Regions from separate parts of the Homo sapiens genome. Here region 2 is linked to region 1. The links are chromatin contacts, found by Hi-C or POLR2A ChIA-PET in ENCODE. All regions are on one chromosome and are shown on one strand. Each heading gives the region's core, a stretch centred on a gene start or an enhancer-like site at or near the end of the contact. The rest is flanking DNA. Distances are from core to core; before and after follow the strand shown.

Region 1 (7,081 bases), core at 1,520-4,019:
ATTTTCTAAGCTACTGGCATTGTGACAGCAGTCAGAACTGAACCAAACTGAAGTTCACCACTGTAATCTCAAGATCAATGCAGGAAAGTGACCTTACAGAAGGTTTTTTTTTTTTTTAATGGACTCCTTATCATCTGAAGTCATTAGTGTTAGTGACAGGGGCCGGGCGGAGTGGCTCACACCTGTAATCCCAGCATTTTGGAAGCCCTACACGGGCGGATCACTGAGGTCAGGAGTTTCAGACCAGCCCGGCCAACACGGTGAAACCCTGTCTCTACTAAAATTACAAAAATTAGCTGGGCATGGTGACATGCGCCCGTAATCCCAGCTACTTGGGAGGCTGAGGCAGGAGAACATTTTGGACCTGGGAGGCGGAGGTTGCAGTGAACTGAGATCATGCCACTGCACTCCAGCCTGGGCGAAAACAGCAAAACTCTGTCTCACAAAATAAAATAAAATAAAATAAAATAAATAAAATAAAATAAAAATAAAATAAAATAAAATAAAATAAAATAAAATAAAATAAAATAAAATAAAATAAAATAAAATTAGTGGCAGGACACAGTGTAGTAGACGGCATGTGTGCTTTGTATCCACACAAAGGGAGCTGAGTTCCTTGTATACCAAAAGGACAGAAATCATCCTATTACATAAACCAACAGCTCAGCTAAAGAGGACCTCCACATGGCTGAGTGTAATCTACATTTTGATTCTGGTCCATAGTTCACATTGACCCCACAGTTACATTTTAAGTAGGTCAGGAGCACAGAATCAGTTCAACCAGCAGTGAACATTTTGTTGCAAATCTCTTCCTAAAGGAGATAGTGACACTGAAGAAGGCTGGGCATTTCCACCAATTGAATGATTCTTGACATTCCTTGTATTTTAAAATCATGATTAGAAGTTCTATCCAGCCCATGAATAGTGGAGAAAAATGTCTTATAAGTTAACAAAATGTACCAAGGAAACTTACCTCACTCCCCTGACAGAAGAGGCACTAAAATTCCACTCATGTATACCTTTCTAGAACAACAACAAGAAAATATACTGAGTCATCCAAATGGAAAATAACATAACAACAATAATTTTGTTTAATTATTTTTAAAGTGATATACACAGCCATTTTTCCTGGTACACTATTTTTCATGAAAGAATTATCTGGATGGAAAGCACAATTCATTCTCAAGTCCCAAGGGTAATGATTACTCTACTTAATAATTCCTGTACTTCAATAAAACAGCTTCCAAAAGAGCCTAGGAGAATTAGTCTCATTAAATTCTAAAACTTGATATCTAGTAATAACTGTTGTGTGTTAATTTTTAAGTAAAAAAAGTCAATGATCAAGGTAATTCTATTATTACAGTTGAGAAATACTTCTTTTCCGAGAAAGATAAACATTAATTTGAATAACATCTCGGCAAGGTTTTAAAGATAACTATTTCTGAATTATCTTTAGTTAAGATTTCCAACTAAATAGGCGGTTCTATTTCTTTAGAAACTAGTAGAACAAGAATGTATGTGAACACACATGTGTACAGTGCCCATCATAACTACAAGGTATTGCTACCTAATTTATGCAAAATTCCATATGCTAATAAAGTATGAACATCAAAAATTTGATTGTCATACTATAAACATGGGTGATTTGCAGAGCCAAGGTAAAGAAAAATGTGGGAATTTATTTCTTGAGTTTATCACTAAAGCTAAGATAAAATTATTATCAAATTCATATGTCCCTAAAATAAATAACAAAATGGATCATAATCCCTTTAAAAATATGTCAACAGTATAAAATAGCATAAATATTTTTACAGAAACAAAGTAGTTTATCCATGTGTCTAAGTTGAGCAAGTACAGTACGGCAATAAACTGACACTGACATTCAATTCTGTAAAGTTAAAACAACCATGAAAAGGAGTTCTTACCCACCCACTGCCAGGAGGCTGAGGTCTTGCCTGGGCTAATAAAATGGGTGACAAAGCCTTGTGGCTCTGAGGTGGCCTAGAACCCTCCTTTTGGCTAAAGCAACTCAAAAGCGACAATTTATATCTACAGCCCATAATTCTTTGCTAGGTCCATGCAACTTAAAGTAAAAATAGATCCTCTCAAGTCAGATGTGAATTTACTAAAAAGCTAGTTTCAGTGCATGTCAGTCAGGTCATGGGGATGTGATCTGAATGAACGCAGAGCAAATTTTGTTGCATGAAGTCCAGGAGGGAAGATACCATAAAAAGGTATGTGGTGGCTGTCTTAACCAGAGTACAGAGGGAGTGAAATTAAAATAGCAGACTGCAGCCTCAGCTGGTAATTTGGAAAGTTGCTTCTAAATCCTGTTGGCCTCAGGTGAACTTCTAAATATATATATATATATATGACCCAGGAGCTGCAGCTGTTACCTGTACACTACTTGCATACAATGCAGCCTTATCCTCAGAGCCTGCAGCTGAGCTGCTTTCCAAGACCATGTCCAGGAGCAGGAGGTGGGAGGCAAGTGCAGAGCTGAGGCAGTATGCAAACCCACCCCTGAACACAGCAACTGGCAAATACTAACAAGACAGCACTGGTAAAACCCATCTTCTATCAGTCCTTTTCTGGGAACAGCTAAGTAAAAATTGTGGACTGGTTTTGTAGGAAAGGAGGGGAGCATTTCCAGAATGCTTGGTTCCTGAAAGGTTGCCAGTGCTGCCAGGGAACGTTCCATTTCAGTGATGTAAATAAAGCCCAAGCCCTGAGATGGAAGGTGGAAGGAGGCCTCCCTCCCCACCTACCTGTAGGACACACCACAAGGAGGCGCTGATGAGCTGTAAAGCCAACAGGTAGTTTAAAGGCTCCTGGGATCTGTCTGGGAATCAGGGAAAACAGCAAGGCCAAACGCAGCGCTAGCTATAATTAGCCCCAACAGGCCTCAAACCAACACTCAACCTAATTTAATCAGCACAAGCACCATTTTCTAGGAACGGGTTAGCCTCAGATCCCAGGCCCCAGTTAGGGCTAGAATAGGAGCTGGAAGTTAATACTGTATTGACTGAAGGTGGCAGGAGTTATACTGTAGTAGGCACTGTCAGCTCCCTCAGCAACTGTCATTCCATCCTTCTCCTCTGCTGACAAAAAAATAAATTTTGCCCAGGTTCAGGTGGCAATGTTTATGAATGGTGAAACTGATTAGTCTAAATTGGCCACGGTAAGTCCATTTGCCTTGCTGGGGATGGGTGTAAGCATGGTCATGTGATACAACTTATGGTATAAAGGAGAGGGCTTGGCCCTCCTCCCCGGGATGCCGCCTGTGTGAGGTGCTTCTTGGAATAGCTAGCTACTTAAGAACATGAGACTAACACCAAGAGTACGCAGAGAAGCCAGAATTCAGAATCCTGATGCTGAAACTACCCTCAGAATCACCCCACCTCAAAATTTATTTTTTTCCATCCAGGCTGGAGTGTAGTGGGGTAATCATAGCTCACTACAGCCTGGATCTCCTAGGCTCAAGCAATCCTCCCGCCTCAGCCTCCCAAGCAGCTGGGACTACAGGCACATATCACCAAACCTGGTTAATTTTTTTAAATTTTTTTGTAGAGACGGGGGTCTTGCTACATTGCTCAGGCTGGTCTTGAACTCCTGGCCTCAAGCAATCCTCCTGCTCTGGCCTCCCAAATTGCTGGGATTACAGGTGTGAGTCACCATGCTCGGCCTGTAATTTCTTGTAATATGAAATACCATTTCTTTATTTAAGCTGCTTTTGGCAGGGAGTTTGTAGCAGAAAGCATCCTTGGTGGATGACAGCATCAAATCATCTTAATCTAGAATCAGGGGTAAGCATGTTTCCCTCATAAATTTCCTGGGCCTTCTGTGAGTGGCCACTGGCTGGAGCTGAAGTGAGGGAGGAGAGTCAGCACTTAGTCCTCCACTAGGCCCCTGCCTTTGCTTGATAATCCGTGAGGTAGGCCAAGGGTGCCCAAACTTCAACCCCCAAAAGGGGGGGAAATTCTAAATAACCATTTAAAACGCCCTGCAAATAACTTCTCTCTTCCTCAATCTTAAGTTTTTCTTTCATTGTACACATGCAGACTTTCTTCAAGGACTAACTTACTTTTCAGCAGCAACCATTCATTCAACAAATAGAGAACTGTTAAAAGATCGGGATTTCAATTAATTTTACCCCTGAATGTAGAGTAGCTCTCTCTAAGAGTCCTTGGGAATTGGTATATAATGTGCTTCAAGTTTTGAAAGTTGCAGTATAAAGTATATACTAGCTCACAGAGCTATTTATTCCATATGTTAGAATAAAAATAGTGAGAGGAGTGACTAAAGAAATAAACATGATAAATGAAAAGCTACATTCTCTATTCTAATTTTAGGAAAAATTTTTAAACATTCTGTGATAAAAACAACCCATTTTTAGTTTAACATAAGACCTATTAAACTGGTTGCTTCTCTGTTATTTATAGTTGTTTTAAAGTAACATGGTAATAATAAAGTTTTTTTGTTTTTATTGCTTGTCCTCCTTCCAATTTTACCACTTTTATTTTAAAAAATTGAGAAAATGGTAGTGATAATGAATACACTATGGATAGAATCAGGGTTTGCAAAGAAATTGACATAAATTCAGAATGGAAACTGATACAAGAAAGCTTCAATTTTTGAACAAGGAGAATTTTTTAGCACTAAAAGTTATAGGAAATAAGGACAACATAAATAAAATTCCTCCTGATCAAAAGATGGTGAAAATGGAAAATGGACAGTACATAACTTAAATTTGTAACCCTATTTAATGCACTTGTTTATATCCTAATATATATCCTAATATTTCTTAGCATAATATAAAAATTGTCTCTATGATTGTCACAAAACATAAGAGAATGAAAACGAGGCTCACTTTACTGAGCAAAGAACCTCCAGGAAGGAGAAAACAATAACAAATTGCTGGAAATAGTACTCATTTTCCAAAAATCTCTGGCTTACTTTCTGTTCTTTTTCTGTCTTCCAAATTCTTCTGGCTCTCTACTCATTCTCTAGGCCTTGCTAATCGCTAATTCCTCTAGCCTCACTCTGTTTCCAAGTGTCCTTGGATAACCTTGCTCTTTTCAATCAAGCCTTTGAAAATCTCCTCCTCCAGTCCTGCTCTCGTCTCCATAATGTTCATGTCTCCTAACTGTTCTTAGTTTTTGTAGTTTCCACTGGATGATTAGTGTATCTCAGCTTGTGAGAACATGTATGTGTATACTTGCATACATGCAAAACAATATAAATATTGCACTGCACTTTAAAGCAATATCACTAACATGTATATAGACAGTTATATTGATTATTCCCAATTTTGCCACTGGATGATTCCACTTGGAGTCTTGCCATTAGTTTCAACTAAACACGTCCAAAATGAAATTCCTCATGATTCCTCTACAACTCAGGTTTTCCTTCTAAAAATCCTACCACCTTTATCAATGCAATCAAAACTTGAGTCACCTTACACTTACTCCCTCTTTTTAATCCTTCTTCCTAATTTGTGATTAAGTTGTATACTTTTCTTTCCAAATCAAATCATCTGTCCCTTTGCAGTCACAATTGTATTATTCCACTCTAGGATCTCTACCTGCCTCATATCTAGCTAGTTCCTCTAACAGTCTTCTCTGTGACCCTCCAGAGCCTCAGACTTCAGAAATCAAATGTCAAGACCAGATCAGTCTTATAGCTACACTAGCAACCATTATGGAGCACTTGTTCCAAGCCACTTAGCACTGTGCTAAATGATTTCCATTCATCCTCTCACTTAATCTTCACAACAATTCTATGAGGTACTGTTATTCTCATTTTACATACATGGCAACTAAAGCATGAGGAGTTGAAGCGCATGCCTAGGCCACGAAGCATGCAAGAGCTAACATCAACCTTCACACCTATGCACTTTGATGCTGACCCTGGGTTCATAATTCACATTCTGTTCTGCCTTCCTGCCAGCTCTCAGATTTTCAGAAACGTCAGTGACATCCTGTTTCCTACCGACACATGTTTAAAATTCTTCTTCCTAGCTTACATAGCACTCTAGAGTTTTATGTCATCCTGCCCAACCAATCATATCTCCCACCTCCCTCAACACGTTTCCCCTTGTAGAATGAGTCAGACTCTGCCGGCCCCTGAACGTCCCATGCTTGCTTTCACTTTGGTGCCTTGGTTGGAATTCTGCCTTATTCTTCTAATCTAGTTTGTCTTCCCGTGTTCATTTATCTCTTCTAGTTCTACCCACAGCCAAAGTCCAGGTTCCACCTCCTTTAGCAAGCCTTCTCGAAGGACTCCATGCCTCACTGATCTTCCTCCTCACTGAACGCCACAGACCAAGAACCCATAATGTCCTCCTCAGGAACCAGCACAGTCCCAAAGTCCACAGAACTCAAAAGAACGCTGGTAGATTGATTTGCTCTACCATCATCTCAACAGTGCTTTCCTCGGGTGTAGCATGATGCATTTTAACACAATTAAAATGACATGTTAGAAATGTTGCTGATGGGGTTGCTGGGGCAATGACTTCTTTCAAAGTCTTCCCTCTATTTACTGCACTCATGGAAGTGAGTCTCATGGGAAGCTATGTCTTAGCTGAAAGCCTGTCTTCAAAGTCCTTTGGCAAGGAAGTTTTCTGTTATGAATAAATTAGTATCACAAGTAACTTTTTCAAGTGTTTTTCCATACAATTGACACTTCTAATAATGAAAAAGAATCAAGCTTCTGACTCTGCACACAGTGGCAAATATTGGCATGTGTAATCTGGGGCCTGTTGGGTGAAGATCCTTAAGTTACCACAACCTATTGGTAGAGTGTCTCTAAATTTTGGATGTAGCCAGTCCCAAACTGACTTGTAAAAGTGTCAGCTTGGACAGTGTTTCACAAACTGGGATTGGAGAAAGACCACAGTTCTGAAAGATGCTGCTCGGTATTGCTCAGTGCTACTAGATGGACTTGGTGTTGAGAGCATGAGAATGGATGTTTTTCTCCATGCTTATTATGTAATTTCATGTTGCCAACATTTAGTGTGCCTGCTAAAATACTAAGTTACAAGACTTAACGTGACCAACTTTATCTAAACATAGAACAAATT
Region 2 (7,081 bases), core at 1,226-3,725, 41 kb after region 1:
TTGAGGCTGATGAAATACTAGAAGCATGAAGGCATAAAGAAAGTCTGGAGTAAGTTTTTACAAGCATGTTTTCTCAGTCCTAAGAGAAAGATACAGGAAAACATTGCCTCAGTTCCCCTCGACACTGGTGCAGCTAATCTGGGTTGGTCTTGGAATGGCCATAGCCATCTTGCAATCCCGAGTAGGGGCAGCCCAAGGTCAAAGCCACCCATGGCCATAGCAAGAAAAAGGACCTGACTGATGTCTTTCAGCTGCTGGTTCAACCTGCACTTGAGCCAGTCCTACTTCTGAACTTCATGTTTTAGGAGATACACTTTCTTATGATTAAATCCATTGGAGTAAGGTGTTCTGCTACTTGCAATATGCCAAGAGCATTCTAACTCATCTACGCAAGTGTTAATTTTTTTTAAGTAATAAAACAGAATATTCTAAGGGTAATTTGCCCAAGATCACACTGTTTCCAAGTATTGTGTAAACACTGATCCCTTGTGAGTCTCCCATTAGTTCATACTTCTTCAACAAAACTGAAATCTAGACATTTCTGGAAATGTCTATTCCTGGAAACTTCAGGAAGGAGGGCCTAGGATACAGTAAAAACAACACTGGATCTGAAAAAATAAGATCTGAAATTTTATTAATCACAGGGCAACACGAAATTCACTGGAGTTCTTTGATTTTTAATTTCATCAGTTGCAAAATGGGAAGAAGTGACCAGGTGTGGTGGCTCCCATCTGTAATCCCAGCACTTTGGGAAGCTGGGGTGTTAGTATCACTTTGCTCCAGGTATTTGAGACTAGCCTGGGCCACATAGCGAGATCCCATCTCTACAAAAAATAAAAAATGAGCCAGGCATGGCGGCATACACCTGTGGTCCCAGCTACTTGGGAGGCTGAAGTGGGAGGATCACTTGAGCCCAGGAGTTCAGGGCTGCAGCGAGCTGTGATCTGCACTGGGCGACAGAATGAGACCCTATCTCAATTTTTTTTTTAAAAAAAAAAGGAAGAAAAATGTCAGCCTTGCCTACTTCACAAGGTTCCTGTAAGCCTCCCTCATTAGTAACATGCACAGAAACGTTGTGTGAACTCTAAGGGTTAAGGGCTCAATTATTATTAATATTTCTACCTATGTGAGCAAATACTGCATATAACAAAATTTTCTAAATAAGTCATACTGCATAGGAATTCAGCATAACCATTTCATGGTTATTTCTTTTTAGATTTGCTTAAAAAAGAAAATGTGGAGATAATCTGGCAATGAGAACTTCTGTGGTCCTCTAAGGCATGGTGATTTGTCCCTAACACTTCCTTGGATCATCTCCAGGGGTTAAGTTTGCCACTTCAGAAACTTGATGGCTGTTTTTTAGGATGTAAGTCTCAGCTCTTTAGTCACAAATTCTCACCCCTTGAAAGCTGGCTCTCCTCCCAGCTTCTCACCCTCTCTGCTGTCATCTTGCTCCTTCTCCTGCAGCCCAAGTTGTCCTCTAACTAGCATGTGACGGGCACCACTGCTGCCTTTAACTGATTTAAATCTTTATATTGAAAAGCTATGAGAAAAATGCCACAGCCTTTTAAATACAAATTGCATTATTTCAGCCATTCTCAAGAGCTGGGATGAACAAAAATAACTAAGGAAATGACAATGCAAAACATCAAATGTTAGAGAACTATGTTTTTAATGCTTAAATTAGGATGTATTCATTCAAACCATTCACTCTCTGTCTCACATAAGAGTCAAGAATCACAGTTTGTTGCAACAATATACTGTAATTCAGCACACTTAGAAAAATCTAAACCAGCCAGGCGCGGTGGCTCACGCCTGTAATCCCAGCACTTTGGGAGGTGAGGCAGGTGGATCTGGAGCCCAGGAGTTCAGGATCAGCCTGGGCAACATAGGGAAACCTTGTCTCTGCAAAAAAAAAAATACAAAAAGTAGCTGGGCATGGTGGCACGCGCCTGTAGTCCCAGCTACTCAGCAGGCTGAGACAGGAGGATTGCTTGAACCCAGGAGTTCAAGGCTGCAGTGAGCCAAGATTGTACCCCTGCACTTGAGCCTGGATGACAGAGCAAGATCCTGCTCTAAAACAATAATAATAATAATAATCTAAACCATTTTCCCCCTATTTTCTGTTTTCACATTCTGAACCCACAACTAAAGCTATCGGAAAATAGATCACATTAGAGACTCTCTGTAGCACTAAAACGCTGCCATTTAGTACTTGAATCAGATAATATGCCCAGGAGAGTAAAACTTCCTCCCTCCACTGTGGGTCAGGAACATTTATTAATATTATTAAAAAAGAGAATTGCAGAAAGAGTTCGATGAGCCATTGTAATCACAACTGCTTGGGTTCTCTTTCCATTGAGTTGGAACTCTTATCCTTAAACTTTCCATGATCAGTGGCTTACTGTTTATTCAAGTCAACAGAAAATGATTCAGTCCATGGAAAGAAGCCTGAGGGACTGACTACCTGCCCTAACACCTCACTCCTTATGCCAGCAACAGCATTTAAGAAATGAAAACCCAGAGGATTATGACTCAAAAGAAAAAAACAAGGGTCAGTTGAAACATCCCTTTGGGACCCATGACTAATGAGGGGCATAATCCTGGGTATATCTGGCCAGATGCCTGACAACCTCAGCAGCCCTCCTCCCTGTGAGCACCTTGACAGGGCAGGTTTCCTTCTTAGCTCCAACAGAAAGGGAGGTTGGGGACAAGGCCAACAGAAATAAGACTATGTTTGCACTACAGCGGAAACTGGACAAAACACTAAGAAATACCAAAATAGCTTTATAAGCAAGAGCATGAAAAGGCATCCATTTTAAGATTGGGGAGTGGGGGCTCCCTTTTAGTGTTAAATAGGACAAATGGATATAATGACAATAATGGCAGGTTATGGATAGGTCCTCTACAGTAAAAGTGGCATTCTTACATTACTAAATAAATCAGTAAGTGTCATGTGCAAGATCAACTCCTGAAGACTGTCCCATTAGAAGTCTTTGAGCTCATAAACTAGGTATTGATGGAATGTATCTCAAAATAATAAGAGGTATTTATGACAAACCTACAAGCAATATCATACTGAATGGGCAAAAGCTGGAAGCATTCCCTTTGAAAAGCAGTAGAAGACAAGGACGGCCTCTCTCACCACTCCTATTCAACATAGTATTGGAAGTTACGGCCAGGGCAATCAGGGAAGAAAAAGAAAGAAAGGATATTCATATAGGAAGAGCGGAAGTCAAATTGTCTCTGTTTGCAGATGACATGATTGTATATTTAGAAAACCCCATCGTCTCAGCCCAAAATCTCCTTAAGCTGGTAAGCAACTTCAGCAAAGTCTCAGGATACAAAATCAATGAGCAAAAATCACAAGCATTCCTATTCACCAATAATAGACAAACAGAGAGCCAAATCATGAGTGAACTCCCATTCACAATTGCCACAAAGAGAATAAAATACCTAGGAATACAATTTACAAGGGATGTGAAGGACCTCTTCAAGGAGAACTACAAACCACTGCTCAAGGAAATAAGAGAGGGCACAAACAAATGGAAAAACATTCCATGCTCATGGATAGGAAGGATCAATATCATGAAAATGGCCATACTGCCCAAAGTAATTTATAGATTCAATATTATCCCCATTAAGCTACCATTGACATTCTTCACAGAATTAGAAAAAACTACTTTAAACTTCAGATGGAACCAAAAAAGAGCCCATATAGCCAAGACAATCTTAAACAAAAAGAACAAAGCTGGAGGCATCATGCTACCTGACTTCAAACTATACTACAAGGCTACAGTAACCAAAACATCATGGTACTGATACCAAAACAGATACATAGACCAATGGAACACAACAGAGGCCTCAGAAATACCACCATACATCTCCGACCATCTGATCTTTGACAAACCTGACAAAAACAAGTAACGGGGAAAGAATTCCCTATTTAATAAATGGTGTTGGGTAAACTGGCTAGCCATATGCAGAAAGCTGAAACTGGACCCCTTCCTTACACCTTATACAAAAATTAACTCAAGATGGATTAAAGACTTAAATGTAAGACCTAACACCATAAAAACCCTAGAAGAAAACCTAGGCAATACCATGCAGGACATAGGTATGAGCAAAGACTTCATGACTAAAACACCAAAAGCAATGGCAACAAAAGCCAAAATAGACAAATGGGATCTAATTAAACAAAAGAGCTTCTGCACAGCAAAAGAAACTACCATCAGAATGAACAGGAAACCTACAGAATGGGAGAAAATTTTTGCTATCTATCCATTTGACAAAGGGCTAATATCCAGAATCTACAAGGAACTTAAACAAATTTACCAGAAAAAAAACAATCCCATCAAAAAGTGGGTGAAAGATATGAACAGACACTTCTCAAAAGAAGACATTTATGCGGCCAACAAACATATGACAAAAAGCTCATTATCACTGGTCATTACAAAACGCCAATCAAAACCAAAATGAGATACCATCTCATGCCAGTTAGAACGGTGATCATTAAAAAGTCAAGAAACAACAGATGCTGGAGAAGGTGTGGAGAAATAAGAACTTTTTACACTGTCAGTGGGAGTGTAAATTAGTTCAACCATTGTGGAAGACAGTGTGGCGATTCCTCAAGGATCTAGAACCAGAAATACCGTTTGACCCAGCAATCCCATTATTGGTATATACCCAAAGGATTATAAATCATTCTACTATAAAGACCCATGCACACACATGTTTATTGCAGCACTGTTCATAATAGCAAAGACTTGGACCCAACCCAAATGCCCATCAATGATAGACTGGATAAAGAAAATGTGGCACATATACACCATGGAATAGTATGCAGCCATAAAAAAGGGTGAGTTCATGTCCTTTGCAGGTACATGGATGAAGCTGGAAACCATAATTCTCAGCAAACTAACACAGGAACAGAAAACCAAACACCGCATGTTCTCACTCATAAGTGGGTGTTGAACAATGAGAACACATGGACACAGGGAGGGGAACATCACACACTGAGACCTGTTGGTGGGTAGGGGGCTAGGGGAGGCATAGCATTAGAAGAAATACCTAATGTAGATGACGGGTTGATGGGTGCAGCAAACCACCATGGCATATATATATACCTATGTAACAAAACTGCACATTCTGGACATGTATCCCAGAACTTAAAGTATAATTTAAAAAAAAAATCTAGAAATCTTTGAGCTCTAACACCATTTTCTGTTCTTAATAGAAAATAAATAAGATAGCTTAAAATGAAATCACAAAAATCCTGACATCTTCAATTTGACCTGAAGACCTTGAACACAAAGCTCTTTTGAGAGGCAGTTAATGTTCCTAGGCTAAATGGGAATTATTAAAATAAAAGAGCCAGAATTTGTAAGTACAGAAAATTGAAACAAAAACAAAACCAGAAAAAACTCTGCTCCTTAACTGAACTTTATGCGACCTTGAAAGCTCTCAGTCTTCTAAATTATTTTGTTTTCAAATGGAAAAACACTTCTATTTTATCCTTGTACACAATGCATTCTAACTTCATAGGAGATGTTTTTTATCTTAATTCATTCACCTTGAAAACCAGGCCTTTTTGGATTACCTATGCATTTCATTGTCACATACGAAAGCATTTATACTGGGCATAATGCTTCTCAAATATCTGATTCTAAATCTCCCACAACTAAGAATTTTCATAAAGTGTAAACATCAGGATAATAAAAGGGCTGCACAATTACACTCCTCTTTTGTAATAGCAGAAAAAAAAAAAACTTGGTTAAGGCCAAGTACAGTGGCTCATGCCTATAATCCCATCATTCTGGGAGGCTGAGGCAGGAGGATCACTTGAGGCCAGGAGTTCAAGACCAACCTGGCCAACACAGCAAGACCGCATCTCTGCAAAAAATTCAAAAATTAGCCAAGTGTTATAGCGTGCACCTGTTGTCCCATCTGCTCAGGAGACTGAGGCAGGAGGACTGCCTGAGGCCAGGAGTTCCAGACTTCAGTGAGTTATGATTGTGTCACTGTACTCCAGCCTAGACAACAGAGCAAGACACTATTTCTAAAAAATAAAAGTTTTAAAAATAAATTTGGTTAAGATAAACTGTGAAACTCTTAGCAGTGTAATAAAAATTCATAGTACAAATTTAGAAGTCCAGACCAAAGCTTCCCTAAAGGATCTAGGAAACTACTGTCCCCAAGTGTTTCTCCTTCTCCCCATTACCCTACTTTCAGTTCTTGCTATGGTTTGAATGTTTCTCCCCAAAAGCATGTATTGGAAGCTTAATCCCCAATGCAATAGTGTTAGGAGATGGAGCCTAATGAAAGGTGAAAGGCCACGAGGGCTCTGACCCCATGAAAGGATTAATGCTGTTACATCAGAAATCGGTTCTGTATAGAGGGAGTGGGCTCCTTTTAAAAGAACATGTTCAGCCCCATTTGCCCACTCTCTCTTTCCCCTTCTGCCATGAGTTGATGTAACAAGAAGGCCCTTGACAGATGCTAGCCCCTTGATCTTGGACTTCCCAGCCTCCAGGACTATGAGAAGTACATGTGTATTAATTGTAAATTACCCAGTCTCTTGTATTCTGTTTTGGCAGCACATAAAAGAACTAAACAGTCCCTCTAAAGTGTGAAAATGATCTAAGATTTCTAAAAGCTAAGATTTCTGTTTCAAAACTTAAAAAAAAAATTATAGCTACCATACAGGAATTCCTAAACTAAGTTGGCCTCCTTGAATTTTTTTTTAAAATCAAGGACTATTTTGGGAATGTGATAGGTACATTCCCTATCATACTAAGTACAAAAGAATAATATAAGCAACACCCCGATATACTTCCTACTCAGCTTAAGAAATAAAATATTTTTAATATACTTGAAATTGCATGTGAATCACTCCAGGATCTCTTTCTACTTCTTCCTCCCTACTGGTAACCATTATACTGAATTTGGAGTTTATGATGCCCATCCGTGCATCTATACTTATACTAAATCTCTATGACTGTTTTTAAACATTCTATAAATGATACTGTACTCTGTATCCTTCTGCCACTTGCTTACTTTGCTCAACTTTTTTAAAGTTTTT

Evidence for each region. Hi-C counts contacts between places; a loop is a spot of excess contacts on that map. ChIA-PET counts read pairs that join two places held with the same protein, here RNA polymerase II (POLR2A). Pooled maps may share reads with other maps.
Region 2: a loop to region 1 is called in a map of ascending aorta, with 2.9 times the contacts of the local background. The contact joins two enhancer-like sites. A Hi-C loop is called at or near these places in 5 of 168 maps with a recorded cell type or tissue (CD4-positive, alpha-beta T cell, Caco-2, Right ventricle myocardium inferior and 2 more) and 7 of 50 pooled maps. POLR2A ChIA-PET finds 5 or more read pairs at or near these places in 3 of 52 experiments (Caco-2, GM10248 and MCF 10A).

Annotation. Positions count from the first base shown.
Region 1 is chr6:136,641,547-136,648,627 of GRCh38, forward strand. MAP3K5 (mitogen-activated protein kinase kinase kinase 5) reads right to left here. Exons shown (of 30, transcript NM_005923.4): 12 at 974-1,023. MAP3K5-AS1 (MAP3K5 antisense RNA 1) reads left to right here. Exons shown (of 3, transcript NR_125858.1): 3 at 6,226-6,652. Among named protein-coding and RNA genes, the nearest start is that of MAP3K5-AS1, 16 kb to the left of the region's middle. Within about 2 kb of position 2,770, at least 16 of the 41 ENCODE cell types and tissues checked have a DNase peak (open chromatin) inside an H3K27ac peak, as active enhancers do; they include ascending aorta, where a contact is called at or near this core.
Region 2 is chr6:136,683,241-136,690,321 of GRCh38, forward strand. All of the region lies in intron 7 of MAP3K5 (mitogen-activated protein kinase kinase kinase 5), which reads right to left. Among named protein-coding and RNA genes, the nearest start is that of MAP3K5-AS1, 58 kb to the left of the region's middle. RefSeq lists an enhancer at 2,220-2,389. Within about 2 kb of position 2,476, at least 7 of the 41 ENCODE cell types and tissues checked have a DNase peak (open chromatin) inside an H3K27ac peak, as active enhancers do; they include ascending aorta, where a contact is called at or near this core.